2 separate regions of the Homo sapiens genome follow, and region 1 is linked to region 2. Evidence: chromatin loops called from intact Hi-C (ENCODE). Cell type or tissue: PC-3. All regions are shown on one strand.

Region 1 (4,000 bases), 71 kb before region 2:
GCGATTTGGCTTCCGTTCTGGGGGCCCTCCGAGGCCTCTACCTGGAGCAGGGGTTCCTGCCCCCCACCGAGAGCGCATGCCTGATGAGAGACAATGACTGCCTCAGAGTTAAATTAGAAGAGAGAGGAGTTGCTGAGAATTCTGTAGTCATCAGTAATGGTGACAGTACTCATTTATCACTTAGAAAAGCAATGAAGTGGGCATTTAAGTTAGAGGAGGATGAAGAAACTAACCCAGATTACAACTATTCAAAGAAGCATTGGAAGAAGCAAGAGTACAATAACAATAATGAGAAGGTCTTGGATCTAGAACGAAAAGCGGTCACAGATCAGACTATAAGCAAAAAAAAAAAAAAGAAACAAAAGAAAAAATAAAGCAACCTGTGGCACAACGGGTGATGATAACGAACAGACCCCCCAAAAAAAAATCACCAAAGAAAAAGGAGAAATGTGAATATGAAAAAAAGGCCAGGAATCCCAAGTCACCTAAAGTACAGGCAGTAAAAGACTGGGCCAATTAGAGATGTAGTTCTCCAAAAGGCTCTGCTAGAAACAGCCTTGTTAAAACCAAAAGGAAAGGTGGTGTAAGCGTTTGCTCAAACGAGAGTCCCAGTTCCTCCTCGGAGTCTGAGTCTTGTCATGAATCAATCATGATGGTCCCAGCAAAGTCACTTTGGAGGCCAGAAATTCCTCAGAGAAATTACCAACTAAGTAATCAAAGGAAGGACCCTCTACCAAAAGTACAACTGCAGACAAACTGGCTACAAAATCTGGCTTTAGCCTTAACCCCCAGCAAGGGCAAGACCTCTGGAACATCATCTTCTAGTTCAGATTCTGGTTCAGAGTCAGAGGTGAATGCTTGATGTCATCGAGCACCCCGGAGTGTGCTGTGGATTTCTAAAAGACAGTAGGCCTTTTTGCAGGAAGAGGTTGTCCAGGCCCTGGGCTGTCATCACAGACTGCAGGTGCTACTGGATGGAAGCGTTCTGGGTTAAATGGTGGCAGACAGGCTCCTGGTCCTTCTCCCAGTGTGTCTCTCCCCAGTTTAGAAAGAGGATGGGGTAGAGGAGAGAACCTTTTTTCTTGGAAGGGAGCTAGGGGACGGGGAATGCGGGGGAGAGGTCGAGGACAAGGGCATCCTGTTTCCTGTGTTGTAAATAGAAGCACTGACAACCAGAGACAACAGCAATTAAATAAAGTGGTAACAAATTCATCTACTGTTTTCCAGAATCCGGTAGAGACACACTAGAAGGACTGTATGGTCTGTTACCGCTGTTAACAGCTGCCCCTCAAGTTGGAGAAAAGATTGCATTTAATCTTTGGAACTAACATCCAGTTACACTCTTCTGTTGTCTCTGATTACAAGGAAAAATATTAAGCCACAATCCAGAGACACAGCAAGTAGATACAGAAATTCTTTCATCCTTACCTGCCTTGAGAGAACCTGGGAAATTTGATTTGGTTTATCACATTGAAAATGGAACCGAGGTAGTGGAGTATGCTGTGATGCAGGAGAGCAAGATCACTGTATTTTGGGGAGAGTTGATTGATCCAAGACTGATTATTGAATCTCCGATTAACACATCAAGTACAGAACCTGTCTGAATATGACCGCTCCATCTTATAGTTTATGAATGTCTTGTTTGTGAAAGTGACTATAACTTGAACTTTTTTTTTTTAAGAGGATTTGAAAGTTGTATGGGTTTTTTTGTTATCTTCACTTTACTGCATAGGAAACAATCTACCTCATCATTTAAAATGACATGGGTGTCGGTTTTGTAGACCTTTGGTTTTTTTGTCAGGTTCAATTTCAGTTAACAAAATGTAAAACATGACATTCCCTGCAAACGTTGTTGTATACCAATATGTATGGTTTCTTCTCTTTTTTAAAAGTTTTTGACCATCAAGCAGCAGTTGTCAGTAGGAGTTTATAATACCAAGAATGTGCTGCATATCTTGTCTCATTAAGTTTTAAGTAACATTTAAAAATATTAAAGCATGTTACTTGACCTAATTTTATAGCATTTGAGTTGTCCCATTAAATGGAGCATCTCGTAAATTTCAAGTATTTTATACTTGGCAATGGTTAAGAGTTAAAAGGTAGTTGGATTTGTCACAGACAATGAGTTAAGGAATCCTTTCACGTTTTTCCCAACTTTAAAATTAAGGATTCTCAGGGCCCTGTGTAGAGCAGTAAAAATAAGACCTCGTGTATGTGTATGTGTGTGTGTGTGTGTGTGTGTGTGTGTGTATGTGTGTCTGTCTGTCTGTCTGGAGGAGAATTGATTGGTGTTCCACTTGGGTGAGAGGGTTGGCTGTGAGCCTCAGACCAGGAAATGTGTCATCTTGCCAAGCACCTGGCTGAGTGTGCTGGAGTGAGGATTTGAACAGAAACTTCCTTTTCTGTTATTATTCACTACAAAGCTTAAGTGGCCAAATATATACTGTGAAAATTGGTTTCTTTTAACAAAAGATCAGATCCCTCCTTCAGCTGTACACATTTTTAAATAAAATCATATAGAACTAAAAAAAAATACTAACACGAACGATAGGTGATGAGCTAAAAAAAATTGCAAAAAAATCTCATAATATTTTAACAGACTTTACCAATTTGTGTTGGACTGAAGGTTGGCCAAGCTTGGTTTAGCTTAAGTTATATGGATTATTTGTACAACAGAATTGAGTTGATTTCTGCGGTATTTTGAAGAGTGAAAGTGGTTTTTTAAATTTGTACTGTACTTATGTTATAAAGCAATATGAGTAATATACTTTATGTGTGAGACCTTACGTGCTCTAAGAAATACTTTTGTTAAGGATTTATATTTATGGTGGAGTATTCGTTACAACATGGGGTCTATACATACTTGTAAAGAAATTAAGGATAGAGAATGCATCACTCAGACCCCAATCTTTCCATTCATATAGATTGATTAGTCATCACATAGTCCATATTTTTCTACTATATTCAAGTCCCAGTTGACACCTTATGCATCATATTCCTTAGTTCCCAAACATGTTCCCTTATTTCTTTTCATGTAACTTTTAATTACTCATTTGTCCGAGTCTGAATCCTGAATATTACCCTAGATACCATTTTGTTTCACCACCCCTCTCCAAATGTAGCTTTAAGTTTTTCCTGTTTCTTTTTCTACTCCCAGAACCCACAATTATAGCTCTGAAGTATCCTTCCAGTGAGTTTTCAGTATCTGCATGTGTTTACTCTAGCTCAAGGTGTGTTTTTTTTTCTGATATTTATGTCATTAATTGATCTCTCTGATGAATCTTGTCAGAGAAATCTTCCAGAAGGACATTTCAGACCATATTGCTTTCTAGATTAAAAAACTTCAAAGACTTCCAAGAATGTACAAAGAATTCTCTTGAATTCCTTCCTCTGGTCTTCAGGGCCCTATGCTATGACTTCAACTTTTCTTTATTTCCCTCCCTCAAATATTTTTTCTCTTTTCCTTTTTATACTTCTTTCCTTCTGAGCTTTCTGTCACTTTTTGGCCTGTACCTAGCCATTTCCCTGTTCTTGCATTTCCAAATCTCATCTATCCTTCGAGAGTTGGCTTTTACGTTTGTCTTCCAGCTAGAAGTAGTCTTTTCTTCCTGGGAACTCCCAATGGCCTTTTCAGTTTGTTATTGTACTTAGTATCCTTTCTGTTGAACTGTGGTTGTTCATGGTTACTGGTTGTTATAGTTAGTTCTTTAACGCATGGATTCCTGTCTCATTATTCTATTTCTTGTGTACGTTTTCTGGTACACGTATATTCTTAAGACATATAAAGAGCTGTCTTGTTCTGGGGGTATTTCTTAGTTGAGAAAAATAAAACCTTGGGGATACTTTATATGCTAAAGATAAAAATGATTGTGTGTTCTATAAAGATCTACAAAAATATGCTTGGAAGTAGTTTTGCTAAAAAACAGGTATAAGAAATTAGATATATAGATGAGACCTTGGATGACTTGACTCAAACCACTTTCAGACAGATGAAACGTAA
Region 2 (4,000 bases):
TTGAAAAAGCAAAAATTCTGGTAAGTTAGCAAATTAATACCTTAAGAAAAGCTGGCTCTAACACCTAGACCATTTTCTAGAAAGTCTACCACGAACAGTTTTCCTTCAGTCACAGCCAGCTTAATCACACACAAAACTCCCCTCACAAATTCCCTTTCACAAACCCCATTATCACCCACACAGACCATCCATGACATGTCTGGACCTTGTGACCTGTCCTACACCATCTCCCTCTCAAACAACCAGTTACTTTACTCTAGGACAAGAATCCACCATGCAAGGTCCCTCATACAAAATCACTTTCTTTATATCCCTCCCCACAAAAAAAAAAAAATATATATATATATATATATATATGTGTGTGTGTGTGTGTATATATATATATATATATCTTTTATCCACACTTTCCTCACATCCCTCTTTTTATTCATTGATTCCCTCTTATTTTGAACCATGGCCTAAATGTGCTGTATATATTCTGTAGTTATGGTGGGGAAAGTGCCTTCAGTATTTAGTGATAATTATAAAAAAGTTTAATATTTAATTCATTTCTCTTTCAGGTAGAACTCCCTGTGGAACATGAATTTTTTTTAACTATACTTTTGTTACTACTCAGATGATATATACTGTATCAAAAGTGTATGTCCTTGTCAAGTTCTCTAAAGTTTGTGAAATACAAGAGAATATGCAGTAAAATTTTAAGTCTGTTTCCTTTCCAGATACTTTTTCTCTGAAGAACTACTGTGGAACATTACTTATATTGTTTAATAGTACTATAAAGTTGTTTCCACACTTGTATGATTAGCACGTAATGTTCAAACTGTGCCATGAATGTGCTGGTAGAAACAAAACAGTTTTAAGGACAATTAAAACAACAACATCCTGTTATGAAGTAAAGACACAGTTTTTACCATCTTTATTGTCTGGAAGAAACTGTAGTAGGAATAAAAGAGGCGACGAAGAGTTAAAGTACATTTTATGTTTTTAGGCTAAAACTGATTAAAAAAAAAGATCATTGTAGGGTCAAAGAAATTGATATATATAGTGTAATTTTGGCTACATTAAATCCAGGCATTTGGCCTTTTAAATTAGCTAGCATATTTTACAATCTTGTTGCCTCTTACCCCACAACCTCTATGTTATGATGATTTTAGGTTAGTATGTTAAAACAAGGAGAATTCCTGGACTGTCACAGGAGTGAAATTGATATCATTATGTTACCCATGTGTTGTGCATATTTAGTGTCTCTTTTTGACAGTATTTCAGTTTCATGTCTTCTGGGGAGACTAAAGCCAAAGTTTCTTGGGGATTCTGGTGTTTTAGCAAAGACAGTGAGACACATAGCTCAAGAACTGCGTTATTTTACTCCTTGCTATGTCACATTTACATGTCAGACTCATTTGCTGTGATGTAGCACACTAGGCTGGTGAAATAATTGCTTGTGATGTCCCTAAGTCCCCGAGGCTTTTTTCTACCTCCTGCTTAGATAGTGAAGAGAAGTTGAAGTTGAGTCCTCTAGTGTTCATTTTGCGTAAGAGTGATAGGATGCGGTAGGACAGATGAAGATTAATGAGATTGTGTGATATCAAGTAGGCTCATTGTCTTTAGATTGATTGCTGATGGTCTGGATTTGCTTAGCATCAGGAGAGTTTAGAAACAAACAACTAATTTATTAATGATGCCCAAATAATAGTTAAATGCCCAAACTTTTGGAATTTATGTTGTTCATTGTTAACAACTGCTGTGTGGCCCCTTTAGAAGTGTCCAGTCCATGACATTTTATACATTTGTGTTGAATCTTAAGGAAAACATGATCATGTCTTCTTTCTCGGGTGATAAGCATGCCTCAAAATAGTTTTAATTCTGTGAATATCTTTGAATTCAGTTTATTTGGGTACTTTTAGTACGGATACCTACTATATAACAAGCTCCTAATAAGAACTATTAAATTATAAGCATTATCCCTAGCGTATAAACCTAGTTTTCTTGTAGTAGGAAATTTGAAGGACTTCAAAAATTTTACTTTAAGCCATCTATGGAAAAGATTGCCCAATTGAGAAAAATTGTGAAAGATATGTAGAAGTCTTAAATAATTTTGGTTTCAGGATTATTTTCTATTGTTGTGTTAGACTCATGGAGGTAGTAAATTGGCATTAATTTTCCTTACAGTTTTTCTGGAAGAGGAAATGTGCTTAATGAGCTAAATAAGACATAACATTTTGTTTTCTTACATTGTTGCAAATTGAAGTTGGGTTTTGTTGTTTGTTTGTTTTGAGATGCAGGTCTGGCTGTTTTGCCAGGCTGAAGTGCAGTGTCTATTCACAGATCATTAAGTTGTGCAGCCTTAAACCTTTGGACTCAAGCAATCTCCTGCCTCAGCCTCCCAAGTAGCTAAGATTATAGGTGTGCACCACAGCATCCAGCTTAAAATTTAGTTTTCTAGAAAGTTTTATGACATGGGGAAAAGTTAATTAACAATATTTAGGAATGTCCACAAATAAAAAGCTAAATATACGTATCTTTCGATATTCAAATGACTAGTATTCCAAAAATACCCTCAGAAGAAAGGCTACAAATGTTTCTTCATTCTCCATTTTTCCTAGTTATAACTATTGCTCTTCTAATATTACTCTTCTTAGCTAAGTCAGAACTAAAAAAAAAAAGCTGCAAGGACTAATTGACATTAATAGTTCAAATGAATCATAATTCTTTACTTTCCCAAAAGTATTTAAGGAATGGATGCCTATTAATCTTTCACATTGTTTATCAAAATGATGTGAATAGTCTTTGGTGAGCCATATTAAGATTAAAGCTGGAAAGCGTCCTGTACGGTTGTTTTCCAATTTCAGCTTTGCCATCTTTACACAAGACTCTCATAAGTGTTTTTGTTATTGTTGCTGGATTCTTCTTTTGTTTGTTTTTAAAACTCCAGGTGTTTTAACTTCTATGACAGTTATTATTCTTATCTTCTATGGCAGCCCCTTCCAAGTTTTGGCTTTGGGGATAGAGAATTGGGAGAGATCAGAGAAGAGAGACTGGTGAGAGGTTGTATGCATATGTGGGTCTTACTTCATTTCGATGTTCATAAGATAAAGACGCTTTATCTCAAGGGTTGGCAGACCATGGCCTTTAGGCCAAACGTGACCCACCAACTGGTTTTGCATATCCCATTGTCTAAGAATAGTGTTTACATATTTAAATGATTAGGAAAATACTTTAAAAGTGGTTTTTTGTGACATATGAAAATTATATGAAATTCAGCTTTCAGTCCTCATAAATAAAGCTTTATTAGAACACATCCACACTAATTTGATTATGTTTTGTCTGTTACTCCTTTTGCACTACTGTAGTAGAGTAGTTACAGTACAGACTTATGGCCTATAAAGCCTAAATTATATACTCTAGACCTTTGCAGAAAAAGTTTCCTGACTCTTGATTTGTCCTTGTAAGTTTTTAGAAGATTAGTAGCCTTTAATGTCTGTTGTTCATATATGAACCTCACGTTTTTGTTTCTTTTTAAAAAAGATTATTTTAATTGACATAAAAATTGTATCTGTTTATAGAGTACAACATGTTGTTTTGATAATTGTGTATTCATTGTGGAATGGCTAGATCAAGCTATTTAACATGTGCATTACTTCACATACTTCTTATTTTTTTGTGATGAGGACACTTAAAACCAACTCTCTTAGTAATTTTTAAGTATACAATATATTGTTAACGATAGTCACCCTACAGTACAATAGACCTCTTGAACTTATTTCTCCTGTTTAACTGAAGGTTTGTATCCTTTGACCAATATCTTCCCAACTCCCTTAGACCTCCAGGCCCTGATAACCACCATTCTACTTTCTGCTTTTGTGAGTTCAACTTTTTAAGACTCCACATATAAGCAAGATCATGCACTATTTGCCTTTCTTTGTCTGGCTTATTTCACTTAGCATAATGTCCTCCAGGTTGATCCATATTGTCACAAATGACAGGATTTCCTTTTAATAAA

What was found. Peaks named below come from ENCODE experiments on the same cell type or tissue, not always from the same donor. Only the 100,000 strongest peaks of a DNase experiment are listed, where the experiment ranks them.
Region 1: it touches region 2 in a loop (3-fold over the local background); 1 of 110 quality-filtered maps calls a loop at or near these places.

The regions. Positions count from the first base shown.
Region 1 is chr4:123,023,887-123,027,886 of GRCh38, forward strand. All of the region lies in intron 10 of AFG2A (AAA ATPase AFG2A), which reads left to right. It also overlaps the pseudogene COILP2. Among named protein-coding and RNA genes, the nearest start is that of AFG2A, 100 kb to the left of the region's middle. In PC-3, no CTCF peak of the experiment used is centred here; a DNase peak (open chromatin) is centred at 2,305.
Region 2 is chr4:123,094,710-123,098,709 of GRCh38, forward strand. The region is part of intron 14 of AFG2A (AAA ATPase AFG2A); the gene reads left to right. Among named protein-coding and RNA genes, the nearest start is that of AFG2A, 170 kb to the left of the region's middle. In PC-3, a CTCF peak has its summit at 1,507; no DNase peak of the experiment used is centred here.